Regions from separate parts of the Homo sapiens genome. Here region 2 is linked to region 1. The links are chromatin loops, found by intact Hi-C in ENCODE. Cell type or tissue: OCI-LY7. All regions are shown on one strand. Links, peaks and the distances in the headings refer to the core of each region. The heading gives the core; the rest is flanking DNA.

Evidence for each region. Hi-C counts contacts between places; a loop is a spot of excess contacts. Peaks named below come from ENCODE experiments on the same cell type or tissue, not always from the same donor. Only the 100,000 strongest peaks of a DNase experiment are listed, where the experiment ranks them.
Region 2: a loop joins it to region 1, with 2.7 times the contacts of the local background. A loop is called at or near these places in 1 of 110 quality-filtered maps.

What each region holds. Positions count from the first base shown.
Region 1 is chr19:28,461,981-28,469,052 of GRCh38, reverse strand. It overlaps the pseudogene LOC100420587. Among named protein-coding and RNA genes, the nearest start is that of ERVE-5, 140 kb to the left of the region's middle. In OCI-LY7, for the core only: CTCF peaks have their summits at 2,542 and 2,751 (motif pointing left); a DNase peak (open chromatin) is centred at 2,732; H3K27ac peaks cover 441 bases.
Region 2 is chr19:28,238,647-28,245,718 of GRCh38, reverse strand. No RefSeq gene overlaps it. Among named protein-coding and RNA genes, the nearest start is that of ERVE-5, 360 kb to the left of the region's middle. In OCI-LY7, for the core only: CTCF peaks have their summits at 3,001 and 3,205 (motif pointing left); a DNase peak (open chromatin) is centred at 3,208.

The DNA of each region.
Region 1 (7,072 bases), core at 1,191-5,190:
TAGCAATAGCTCAGCTGTCTGTGTTCCAGGAGCCCTGACTGCCTCCGCTGCTGCCACCAGCTCTGCAGACCAAGAGCCCCCACGTGTGGTGCTAAGTGACAGGAGGAACGGTGCACCTGGGCATGGCTGGGTCAGGTCCCCTGCAGCCCGGCTTTTCCTGTGGAGCCACGTGGTCTGCCAGTGTGGGGAGTCAGTGCAGACTTTGCCCAGGAGAGGCTGAGACAGCCAGTGCCTCCTGACCCTCCTTGGCTGACTGTGGCTCACAGCTCCTTGTGGCCTCTCTGGTGAGGTCCTAAGTGACTGAGCAGTCAGCTATGTTTTGTTGTGAGACTGTGACCGGCTTGGAATTGCACTGCTCAGTATTTGTTTTTGCTTTTTCTCTGCCCCTCTTTCTTCCTCATTCCTGCTTCTTTCTTTGGGATTGCACCTCCAACAAAGCTTTAGCCTGTAAGCTTTTGTCGTAGGCTCAGCTTTTTAGGGCAACTGGAATAAAGTGTACATGTTCATTGCAGACAGTCTGCAAAATGCTGAAAAAATAAAGACCGTAAAATAAATCACTCATAATCCTAACATCCAGTGATAGTCAAATCATTGTCACTGTGAGTCTTTCTCCTCCTTCTCCCCTCCTTCTCCCCTCCTTCTCTTCATCTTCCTCCTCCTCCTCTTCCTTTTTCTCTCTCCTCATTTAAACAGGTGAGATTAGGAGAATTAAGACTGAGATAAAATAGCTTGAAAAGACATGGCTTAGAGAGGATTTTATGCTTGTCTTGCTATAAAGAAGAAGGTTTTATAGTAAAGATGCTGAATAAAAGGACAATATATTAAATAACAAATTCAGAAAGAGAGGTTAGGTGCGTAAAAGAAGTTGAGACTGCCAGAAGCGTTCTGCACTGAAAGGAATTCCTAGGAAAGAAGGCTGTGGCATCCCCACTGAATGAATAAAGTATGGGGTTTCAGGGACAGGAAAAACAGAGAAAATCAAAGAAAGAGAGAGTACAGAGCTGCTCAGGGCAGCACCTTTTCTGGCAGAAGAAAAGCAGCCACAGAAAGCTGGCTCAAAAGGCAAGCACTTGATGGAAAAGAAGAGACAAAAATCAGAGAAGGAGAAGTAATGCAAATTGAGTTTATATATTTTTATTTTTATTTTTTTGAGATGGAGTCTCTCTCTGTCACCCAGGCTGGAGTGCAATAGCACAACCTCATCTCACTGCATCCTCCACCTCCCAGGTTCAAGCGATTCTTCCTGCCTCAGCCTCCCAAGTAGCTGGGACTACAGGCATGAGCCATCATGCCTGGTTAATCTTTGTATTTTTAGTAGAGACGAGGTTTCACCATGTTGGCCAGGCTGGTCTCAAACTCCTGACCTCAGGTGATCCACCTGCCTCAGCCTCTCAAAGTGCTGGGATTAGAGGTGTGAGCCACTGTGCCTGGCCATTTGTTGTTTATAAAAAAATTCATATATAATTAATCGTACTTTGAATTTTCATAAGAGGTTGTTTAGCAATGGGGAAAACAAATTTTAAATACATATGTGTCCTATGTAAATACATTTATGATAAGACACCTGTGAGTGTCAAAGGATGCCCTAGGTCTGTGGACATGGAGGCTCTATAAGGCGAATATAATAACAGCAGTACAGGCGCCCCTAGGCTGAGTGCTTCCTCACTGGTATTGTTTGCTAATTGTTTCTGGAGGTGACTAAGGATGGATGGCAATAAAAGTTTGGGGGAATGTATTTTTGATTGACCCCAAAATGGTTTTGCTGTTAAATGAGGTGAGCATAATGTAGGGTTTATTCTCCTCAGGAGGACTCTATAGATTTTCATATCCCATTTACATCAATAGCAGGATAATTTATCTTGATTACAGGGAATACTGAGGGAAGTAATTGTCATGTGCTGCTTATTATAGTGCTTCCAAATAAATCCCAAACTCCACGATATAGAGGTTTTAAAACCAGCCACAGGGCGTGCACGATGGCATTGGTTTCAATAATCAATAGTAAATGATCCATGAATCAGAGATGCTTTCTTAGAGTGATCATAATGGCTTCTATTCCTTTCCTTTCCAGCTCATTAACGATCAGCTTTTAAAAACATGTCCAACCTGGGTGGCACTTTCATAGGGAGGAGCTGCCGCCTGTGTGTCAGAGCCCGGAGTACTGGGTGACCGCAGGCCAGATGCACAGCCAGGAACTCCGCCCAAATCAATGGCCTCCTGTACATTTTAGGTAACACCTCCTAACCTGTGTTTTGGTCTTTTGTTTTGTCAGGATAGCCACTGAGCAAGCCTGTAAGGCTATTGGTCTGCCCATTCTGGTTTCTTCACCAATGAGAAAACTGGGACCTGGGGAGTTTGCAGAAGCCATCCAAGGGCACCTGCTTCTCACAGCACAGCAGCTTCCTGCAGCCCTCCCTCCTGTCTTGTTTCTCCCTTAATTGAGAGGAGAGGCCAGAACCAGATGCAGGCAGTTCCAACAGTAATGAATTGCTCTAAGGTGTGGATCCAAGAACCGGTGACAAGGTCAGGAAATTCCATCCCGGGACACTGACCCAACTAAGAGACTGTGCATGATGGCTAAGTTCAGAGCTCTGAGGAGATGGTAAAACTCATTTGCAACGAAACAAGATATTTTCCAACTCTGCAGCCAGGTGAGTAGGGTGTTTGCTTTATTGGAAATTGGTTTCTGAAATATTTGGCGGAGGAGGCTGTGAAAGGTGTTGGCAGATGTCAAACAGCACCCCCTGGTGGAATGCAGTGGCCCTGAGTCTTGGTCTGGCAGCCTTTTTTTTTTTTCAATTGTGTAAATTTAAGATGCACAACAAGATGTTTTGATATACATATTTATAGTGAAGTGATTATTTACAGATGACCAATTTAACATATCCATCTCCTTCTATAGTTTCCTTGAGTGTGTACACACTAACAGCACCTAAAATCAACTCTTTCAGTAAATTTTCAATATACTCTACAATATTAGTAAGTGTAGTCCTCTTGCTGTACATTAGATCCCCAGACTTATTCATCCTACATAACTGCAAGTTTGCACTCTTTAACCTACATCTCCCCACCATTTCCTTGCCTTCCCTACCCCTGGGAGCCACTTTTCTTCTATTCTGTTTCTTCCTTCTTCCTTCATTCTTGTTTCTTCCTTCTTCCTTCTTCTCTCCTTCTCCTTCTTGTTCTTCTTCTTCTACTACTTCTTCCTCTTCTTTTTTTCTTCCTCCTCTTCTTCCTCCTCCTCCTCTTCTTCTTCTTCTTTTTCAGACTCCACACCTCAGTCGACTCCACATCTCAATGAGATCATGCAGTATTTCCTGTGCCTGACTTACCTCACTTAGCATAATGTCCTCACCCAGTCTGGCATCAGGCTGCAGCCAGCTCTGCCAGCAGGGCCAGGGGCCTAGATGGACAGCTGGTCAGGGAAGCCTGCTGGATGCCCCCTTCCCCTCAGCTGCACCTGGGCCCCAGGGGCTCTGGCCTCTCCTGGGGGATCCCATCTCATTCAACCCATGAGCAGTGGAGGAGGTGGTGCAGTGAGCCAGGAGAGTGTTCCAGTCATTTTGACTCATAACTTACACATTCTTGTCCAGCACCTCCTGTGCCTGCCCTGCATCCTCTCAGCCCCACCTCTGACTCCAGCCACAGCTCAGACACGTGCTCTGTGGGCTTTCGCCTGCTTCCCATGGACAGTGGCTCACCCCAAAATACGCTTTCTCTGAGGGCTTTGGAGAGACAGGGGGATCCCATCATGAGGAGTGCTGGAAGAGGTCTTTGTGCAGCCCCAGTGCTCCTGCTTGGTGGCCCCTCAACCCTCCCACTGTTCCTCCACTCTCCCATGTTAGGGCCCCTTCTCTTTGGGCCCCCATTCAAATCTTCATATATATATATATATATATATTTATATTTATATATATTTATATTTATATATTTATATATATATATATATATTTTTTTAATTCATCAGGGCTCTTGGCTGTTACTTCCCTCTGGCCTGGCCAGAGACTCACTTATGTGATCTCATGAAGATTGGCCCATCATGCTCAGCCACCTTCCGGCAGCCACGAATGGGGAGACACTTTGACATTCCATTTGCCCGTTTCGTTGCTCCTCTCCTGACTTGGGAGGGAAAGAAAGCAGTTTAGACATATGCTTTGGTGTGTGATATGAATTATGCCACTTTCTCCCTTCACTCTGTAACTTTAGAAATGTTTCAACAGTCATTTATATTTGTGTTAAAGCTCACTGAGTTTCACTTTCCTCAACTGAAATTTACCAAGTGCCTGGGCTTTCCCAGGCCTCGTGCTCCAACAAGTCATAATAAAGTAAATTGGCAGCTACCAGATAGTGCTGCAGTGCTGACGAGCCAGTGCGCAAAACGCTTCAGAAGCACAGAGGAGGGAGGGAGGGTCGGGCTGGGGGCACCAGCTTCACCCTGGGAAGTCACCCCCCAGCCCTGGCCCTCCCCATCCCAGGCAGGCTCCACAGGAATTAGTGTCACCTCATTCCCCCTCCCTGCTGTCATTGTCTTTTCTGGAAGAAGAGGCTGTGAGGTCCTTGCCAAGCTCAGCAGGTTGGCAAGGGACCCCGTCATTCCTTCTTTGTCATTCCCCTGATGATGGGGTTCTATTTCCCAGGGCAGGTGCTGGGGAGGCAGGTGGAGCAGAGAGAGAGGCTCATTTCCACTGAGGAGAGAATGCCTTCCAAAGGTCCCTGCCTTTGGATTCAGTTTGCTGCTCTTCTGCTTGGGAACCAGCTCTACTGTGGGCAAGGCAGGGATTCTGCATGAGGAAGAGGGTGCTTACCCCCCCACCCCATAGACACTGCTGAGGGCTGCCAGGAGGAGGCAAGCCAAGGCCCTTCCAGCTCTGCCTTTGAGGCCCGTGCCATGCTGAGACCCTCTCCAGGCACAGGGGCCAAAGCACAGGGCTAGGACTAGGATGTGCTAGGCACATCTAGAGACAGGGTGTGGTTCTCCACTCTCCGGGCCTGTTTTCCCACCTTAAAAATAGGGCAGAGAGAAGCCTTGACTATCAGATTTGTGGGTTCCCACCCAGTTCCTCATGCTTCGGGGCTCTGTGGCAGGTTAGAAGTGAAGGATTGTGGAATAAATGCAGAGGAAAAACACAGAAGTGAATAGAGATGAGAGGAAGTTGGCGAGGGGAAGAGAGAGGGGGAAAAGAGGCAGAGAAAAAAATCAAAGAGGAGAGAAAGTGGGAATGAGAGAGGAGAGAGAGAGTAAATGAACAAGAGAAGGAGGGAGAATATGAGTAAGTAAATAACAAGGACAGAGTACTGTCTTCCCTCTGGCTAGACTGCGCCCTGGTCTCCATGGTGATGGGATGCAGAGGGTTGGGGAAGGCTGCTCTCACCCCTCCTGGGGTGAAGCAGACCAGGTCACAGCAGCTGGGCAGGGCCTGACTTGGTGGCCTTCCCTGTGCTGTGCCTGCCTTTGGCTGGTGGCAGGGTGGGATGCACTCTGAGAAGATGCCTCTAACCATCGTTGTGGACATGACTGACACCCATCCCAGGTGGCGCAAGGATTGCCTCCTTGGTCTTCCAGAGCCCCTGGCACTGCCCCATTCATAGTTCAGCTCATTCTGGCCCCAGATTGCCTTCTCCTCCAGACTGCAAGCTCCTCCAGGGAGCTTTAGCTGGGGGTCCTTAGTTCTGTTGTACCATAGATGCCTTTGGGCAAAGCCAGTGGACCCCGTTTCTGAACAATTTTTTAAATGCATGTAGTAAAATACACAGAATTAACAAAATCAATTATATTGAAATATACTTATTAACATTAAAATGTAATATAATAACAGATTTGCTTTTCTAGTAATACATTATAGCAGCAGGTCTGATAAGCATCATAATTCCAACGTTGTGATCAGTATAAATGACACAGCATGATATCTGCAAAAACCGTGCTGTGAAATGGAGGCCTCTATGGCTTATATTGATGACAAGGTCCCAGGTACTAATAATACTATTAGGGACATGCTCAATTTCAGCTCGAGGTTGGTGAACACAAAAGAATAACTTTTGGCCAGGCACAGTAATCCCAGCACTTTGGAAGGCCGAGGCGGGCAGATCACAAGGTCAGGAGATTGAGACCATCCTGGCTCACATGGTGAAACCCCGTCTCTACTAAAAATACAAAAAAATTAGCCAGGCGTGGAGGCAGATGCCTGTAGTCCCAGCTACTCAGGAGGCTGAGGCAGGAGAATGGCATGAATCCGGGAGGCGGAGCTTGTAGTGAGCCGAGATCACGCCACTGCACTCCAGCCTGGGCAACAGAGAGAGACTCTGTCTCAAAACAAAAAAACAAAACAAAACAAAAAAAAAACAGAAAGAATCACTTTTTATCCACCTTCACAGACTCACCGAATTCTATTTGTGGACCCCTTGGTGGGGTCTTTGGACCCCAAGGAAAGCCCCTACTCATTCCCTATGCCTTCCCACCCCATCTTTCATCTCTCTTTCCCTTGTTACTCTGCCCAGTCCCCTGGCCTTCTGGCAGTGTCACTTTGTGTGTTTCTTTTTGTCCTGTTTTGTTTTGTTTTTGCAGAAAGAGTTTCACTCTTGTTGCCCAGGCTGGAGTGCAGTGGCGTGATCTCAGCTCACTGCAACCTCCGCCTCCCGGGTTCAAGCGTTTCTTGTGCCTCAGCCTCCTGAGTAGCTGGATTACGGGCACGCACCACTACGCCCAGCACATTTTTGTATTTTTAGTAGAGACAGGGTTTCACCATGTTGGCCAGGCTGGTCTCAAACTCCTGACCTCAGGTGATCCACCCGCCTTGGCCTCCCAAAGTGTAGGGATGGCAGTGCCACTTTGAATGCGTTCAGTGCTTCCTAAGTCAGGGTCTTCTCCCCTGGTTGCCCCTGCTGCCTAGAATGTTCTTTCAGCCCCTGGACCTGGTCCCTCACTCCTCACCTCAGCTCACCTCCTCAGAGCAGGCTCCACAAAGGTACCAGGCTAGATTTGGTGTTTCCTGTTTTTCTTGCTACAAAACTCAGTGTATTGCTTCTCTAGTACTTATTCAATTTATAATTGATCTTCAAACAAATAAACACAAAA
Region 2 (7,072 bases), core at 1,268-5,267, 220 kb after region 1:
TCTAGTGCCTCTTTCTCTTCCTGGAATTCTCTAAGCACCCAGCCTGGCCCTTCTGTCTCCTTTGTACCTGCTTATCCCATTACTCAAAGGTCAAGATCATGGGATGCATCTGTGAGCATCTGTGAAGTTCTGGGAATTTCCATGTGCTTGAGGGATCCAGTGGCTGTTATCATCTGTGGTGCCTGAGAACTGGGAAGAAAAGACAGAAATGGAATGAGTGATGTCACCGAATGCTTGCTTAATGTCTGCCCATGTTCACAGCTCAGGATGAGGACTTTTAGTTGACTAACAGCTTCGATTTCCAGAATAAAATATCTAGTGATTGTTTGAACTGCGAAATCCTCATTATGTGAAATGCCAATTCGAAGCCCCAGCGTGTTACCTTCTCCTGGACAGTAATGCTTCTGAACAGAAAGGGCATCTTACTCGAAGTGAGCATGCAATTAGTCTTGACAAAAGAATTGAAAATGAAATCCTAATTTGTGCTGTGTTTATCGATCTGCACTGCTGTCTTTGCTGCAGCCTTGGAGCTTGTCTCCATCAGCACCTTCTTCCCAGGGACAGCTCTTTTTATGTTGAACATGGTCAGGCCTAATTGGAGTCTTGCTGTTGGTCTCCCAGAGCTTCAGGAATCTCAGTTCAGCCTCAGTTGGAACAAGGGAGTTGGGTTACCCCAACAGTACTTTGGAAAATGAATCATGGTGGTTGCCGATATTTTCGTTGGCATTTTTTCAGAAAGAGCCAGTGCCATGGCACTAGGAAGGGCCCCTGCTGAATAGCAAAGGAGGAGGCAGTCCTTGTAGAGAGACCAGGCGGTAGGACAAAGTTAGGGTTTGCTTTATGGTTTCCCCTTCCCTCTGTTTCTAGAACTCACACAGAGAGTTTGGACCCCTGAAAGTGATTATTCTTTTGCTTGGGATGATTTTCCCAGCATGTGCATAACTGACTGTGTCTCATTATTCAGGTCTCTGCGCAAGTGTTGCATCCTCAAAGAGGGCTTCTCTGGCAGTCCTATATAAAGTGTCTCTACTTTCCTGGGCATTCTTGTTCATACTTTCTCATTTTATTTACTCATGTAATTTGTTATTCTGTAAAATTACCTCATTTATTTTATGTCTCTCCAGCTAGAATATATGTTCCATGAGGTCAGAGACTCGGTTTTGTTTTCTGCTGTCTGCTGAGCATAACGGGTGCTCTATAGGTGATTTTTTAGTGAACGATTAAGTGAGCGAATTAATGAAATCCATTATAGAGGCAGCTAATCAGGTGGGCCTTCCCTCTGTTTTAGCTGGCAGATTTTAAGAGTGAAACCCAGAATATCTCTTCCAGAAAAGCCTAAGATGAAGCAAGGTTTGAATAAAGTCAAGAGGGATAGAGCTTGGTGGTGAATAAAAGGAGACTTTTACTGCTTCTCTCAACTTCAGCTGAAAATCTTTCCTGAGGCAACATTGTCAAGCCCATTACTTGGGTTATTTCACAAGTCATCAAAGGGTCTGCCATTGATCTGGGTTGTTGGGAGACTAAACAAATGCAATTCCCTAATTGGCTTCTAGATGGAAACTGCATTCAGCCCTGAGCTGAGAGCGATTTATCTTGTATGCAGGACAGTGGTGCGGAGAGGAGGAGTAATGGGCTAGCATCGGAAAGGGATAGATTGAGTTTAGGTGTTTAGAAATAACTGTTTTGTCAGATAAATCAGGCAGTGGGGCGATCTGATTAACGATCACAGAATAATCATTTGGTGCTTTAAAAGAAGCTAGAAATACTGAGAGAAGAGAGAATAAGAAATTGAGGGACAAGACGAGAAAAAGTTTTCTTATTCTGCATTGTTCCCACCATCCACTTGGGGCCACCCGCAAGTAAAAGAGAAGCTGTGTTCACACACAGATGAGTTTAAAAGGGTGAGAAATCTCACTTGAAACTAGCATTAAGATGCATCTTATGCTTTAAAAAATTTTTAATTAAGGTATAATGCATGCAGCAAACTTTGTAAAGTGCACTAATTTTAAATGTACAGCTCAATTAATTTTTACGTCTAAAATCATCAACCAGACAAGACATAAAGCATTTCCAGCTCCCCAGAAGAGTTCCTTTTGCCTCTTCCCAGTTAACATCTCCCAGAAGTAGCCACTGTCCTGAATTATACCCTCATACATTATGTAGTCTTTTGAACCTGGCTTACTGTGTTCAGCTGTGAGAACAATGTCTGTGTGATTTATCCATGTTATTGTGTTTCTTAGCAGTTTATTATTTTTAATTTCTGTGTCATATTCCATTGTATAAATATACGAAATTTATTCTCTTGCTGATGAACATTTGGATTGTTTCCAATTTTTGGCTATTATAAATATATTTAAAATAAATGTTTCCAATAAATGTTGGAAATATGCTTGGATATTTTCTTGACTCTTTGTGGGTGGCCAGGAGGGTTGAGGATTGGAACTTGGAACCAAAGTCTCTGAAATAAAGTTCGAATCAATCATACCCTCTGGTTCCCAGCAGCCCTCCATATAGCAGAAATTATAATCTCTGGACATTGCACACAGTTAAACAATTTATCTAACCTAGGCAGCCAAAATGTATTCCACTGCAATGATGACAATTCATTCCTCCTTATACATGATGGGTCACAGGCAAGAATGACACCGTAATAGCCAACATTTATTAAACACACATTATGTCCCAAGCCTGTGCAAAACTCCACCTGGGCTACCTCACTCATTCTTATTTACAGATTACAACATAGGCAGTATTTTTATCTCTTTTTAAAGATGAGAGGCTGTAGAAAAGATCATTCAAATGCAAAGTACTAAAATAATATAAAAACTTAAATCCTTTAATAATGATAGACTCAAAAACAGTAATAATTTAAAATAGATGGAGTGGACAGGGTGTGTTAGGACAGGGTTAGCCATCAAGGAGTCTGTCCCCGGATAAGATAGGCCTTGGGCAAACAGCTCTATGGCGGGTGTTCCAGTGTAGCTTCCTCTTTGTAGACTGACTAGCTATATAGGGGAGTAGTTCGCAGGCTCAGGGATGTCTGCACATGCATGAGTTGGGTGCTTCACGAAAATGCCAGTTCCTTGGTTACGCCCTAAGGTGACTGAACCAGAATTTTGGAGGATGGCTCTCAGGCATCTTGTTTTTAACATGCACCCCAGATGATGCTGATGGGTAGCCAGGGTGGATGTCTCTAGAGCCCCCTCTAGCGGTGACTTTTGAAGAAAGTCTTTGCCATTGTTGTCTCATCTGTTCAACTTGTGGGTGATTGACTGGGCCTTTGAATGCATTGACCAGATGACTTTATGTCACAAAGCCTTAATCACTAACTTTATATAAATCTACTTTCACAAATAATATAACCGTTCAATTCTTTCTGTGATGGCTGCTTTTATTTCCACAAAAATCAAGACAACAGCACATCTAATTAGACTCACAGAATGCTCAAGAGTTTGGGTCATGTGTTTTGGCTTTTGAAATTTATCTTTTTAATTTTCAGTGATAGAGATAGGGTGAGAGGAGCATACTTTTTTTTAGAACCTAATTTTTGACTTTCTAAGTTCAAGACTCATTATGACCCAGTTTTTCAGGGATCAGTAATGATACAGTGCTTACATTTCATAGAATGCCCATATTGGAGATGAAAACATATGCTCCTTTCCTTGCTGCTGTTCTATTTGGAGGGTATTTTATGAAAGTGTCAGGCTGATGAGTAACATATCCTTATCCATATTCAAATTTTCCAGGAAGTTATCTACAAATGGCTTCCAGTAATTTAAAGTAACTTAATGTACTGTAAGCAAAACTCCTTTTCTCATTTGTTTTCTGAAGTGAGAGAAGTATCACCTAAATATTTCATTAATGGGAATCTTACAAAGCTTCCCTGTATCTCAAGAAAGACCAAGGGCTACTGAAGGATCTTGTCCTTGGTCCAAGGGATTTCAGGGGATGCACCTGTCTTCCAGGTGTATCATAAAGGTCAGGAGGTGTGTCTGGAGGTGTTGCAGGGAATGGTCCTTAGCTACTCCAAGCTTCCTTAGCTCCAGTCTGGGGAGCTGGAAAGGCGTCAATCTTGTGCAAGGTGAGTGGAGATGCTCATGGAAACAGTGGAGGAGCTGGTGCTTGAGTGGAAGAGAAAACGGAACACCCTGCATTTGGGTCATGGTCCCAGCACATACTGACTGCACACCCTTGGGCAAGTTATCTAACCTTTTTGTGCATGCACTGATCTATAAAATGTGCATGATGATGATACAGCATCAGCCTCCACAGGGTTGCTGTGTGCACTCCACGGGAATCTGTATAAAGCTCAGTGTCAGACAGCAGTCACTTTTCTTATTGTATCTGGGGCTGCAGACCCTGTGTCTCTTTCCCAGTGGAACTTATAAGTGCTCAGCTGTGATGTTTTTACAATGTACAAATAAGTTGCTGATTTGTTCAGTTTTTGTTTACACTTGGACTTTTATTTATTTATTATTTTTAGAGACAGTGTTCTTCTCTGTTGCCCAGACTGAAGTGCAGTTGCACAATCACAAGTCATTGCAGCCTTGAACTACTGAGCTCAAGCAATTCTCCTATCTCAGTCTCCCAAGTAGTCATGACTGTAGGCACGTGCCATCATGCCAGAAAAATTTTTCAATTTATTTTCTTTTTTTTGTAGAAACAGGGTTTTGCTTGTTGCTTAGGCTTGGATGGTCTTCATAATAAAAACTCCTGGAGCAGGAAGTTTGGAGTGGTTGTTTCATGGAGTGTTGATAACCTGAGTTGTATGATTTAGATGGATGGATAACAGTAGGGGCTTGATGGAATAAAGCCTCTCCAGCCAAACTACTCATCCCTCCACCTTGCCTGTGGGCCCCATATTTCACCATTGTGATGTGCGGGAGTGTGTGGCAGCAGGTGGCAGTTGTCTTGATGAAGCCCAGAGCTACCTGGCAGAATCCTGGGAGAATAAGGTACATGTGTTCTATGGGGAAAATGTGCAGAGACATGGGTGCCATGGAGCTGGGTGTAGCCAGTGAACCAGGAATGGCAGCCAGGTCTGCGGAGACATGTCACTGCCGCAGTCCCTCCAGCCCACACGTTTCAGCTTGCAGGTGCCTGCTAGCCACGTGACTACAAAGGAGGGGCCTCCAGCGTGTCCTTCCAACACTCCTCAGACCTGAAGGATTATTTTTCCTCTCAGCCAATCTTCCCCTTTAGGGGTCCTAAATCTCTTTTAAATTTCAGCTTAGCCAAAACTCTCCAGCATTTAAATACAATTTGAATCTGAATGTCTTGGGACTGGGTCTGTGCTACAGTTACCTCCATTTCTGCTGCCTGTCACTCCCAGCTTCACTTTTCCCCTCCTGCTGACCCTTCTGGGCACTTAACTGGGTTGCCTTTGGGAAGATATGAGTTTTTCCAGGAAACCTTCCCTGCTGCCCCCAAGAATCCAGCGTTTCTTTGGACTTCTGCAGCCTCCTGCGTTTTCCATCAGTGCTTTGCACATCAGTGTTTCTTTAAACCATTTATTAGGAAATAGTTATAGATCAGAGCAGTTGCAAAACAAGTGCAGAGTTATACCCATCTCCCAGCCTCCACCTATGGCAATATTTTATATAACTGTAGTGCATTATGAAAATCAGGAACTTGGCATTGGCACAATGTGCTTAACTACTAGACTACGATGGACAAATAAGTTGCTGATTTGTTCAGTTTTTGTTTACACTTTGGAATTTGTTTTTAATTTTAGAGACAGGGTCTTGCTCTGTGGCCCAGACCGGAGTGTAGTTGCACAATCACAACTCATTGCTGCCTCAAACTCCTGGACTCAAACAATTGACCTGGTCTACTCAGATTTCACCAGTTTTTACATGGACTCATTTTTTTGTGTGTGTGCATGTTTTTGTGCACAGTTCTAGGAAATTTTGTCACCTGTATGGAGATTTGTATAGACATCACCACAATCAAGATACAGAACTGTTCCCACACCATAAGGAACCTCCTCCCCATACTGTCTGTGTCTTAATTTCCTCTTCACCTGTCTGACTTCTCCAGCAGGTGGTCAGCCTGCTCAGAGCAGGGTTCTGCTCACTGCTGAACTTTTTAGGACACAGAGTAGGTGCTCAGAAAATAGGAGTTGAAGAATGAGGGAATGAATCTGGAAGTCTTTCCAGAATGACCTGCGCATGCCAAGCCCTGTGCTGTGGGGGCTTCAGGGAGAGTGAGATGTGGTTTCCTGCCCTCTGGTGGTGGCTGAGGTCCTGGGCCTCTTGCAAGGAGGGGACTGCGGTTCGAAGCCTGGGACTTCCAGCGGCAAACAGGTGGGCCCAATGCCCACTGTGCAAGACAAGCCATTTTCTGCTTCTCGTGTTTGGTTTTAGACAACCCATTTAGGCATCTTGTATGGGACACAGTTGGGGTGCCTGAGATCTTCACTTCTGCCTCACAAGCCTGACTACACTCAGAGCCTGGCACCGGCCCCAGGAAAGTCCAAAGTCATTTCTACCGCTAGGATACAAAGTTGGTGACAAAAAGACACTAGCTGAGGCGCTTCTCAAGCAATTGTGTGGGGTCTTTTTAAAAGATTAATCTGTGCTCACTATTTTCCCAGCCAAATTGTTCAGGTTGGAGAAGCCCCTCTCTTTTCACCACCATCTCCTGCTCCACCTGTTCAAGGTGTCTTTGGATTTTTATCCTGCCTGGGTACATAGAGGACTTTAAAAAACAGACCCAGGAGGAGAATTGCTTTTTGAGGCTTTTGTTTTGCTCTTGCTTATTATTTTCTCCCTGTTTACTTGTTTGCAAATTTGCACAGTTATTGGAAGAAACTTTCTGAGCACAAATCATGTAGGCAAGATTAATTTTGTTCCCCAATCAAATCTATTTCTGTGACAAAAACATTTTAGCTTAGGTTTAAAAGTGTCTGGTGAATAAAATTAATTGCATCAACTAAAGAAAATGCATTCTGTCCAATGCATATAGATATTCTGTCAACAAGACAAATGGACTCAGTAGTAGAAGTATCTCTGTGGGTGAAATGCATAATAATGTAATTACTTTGCCAACAAAATGCTAACTTGCTTTAATC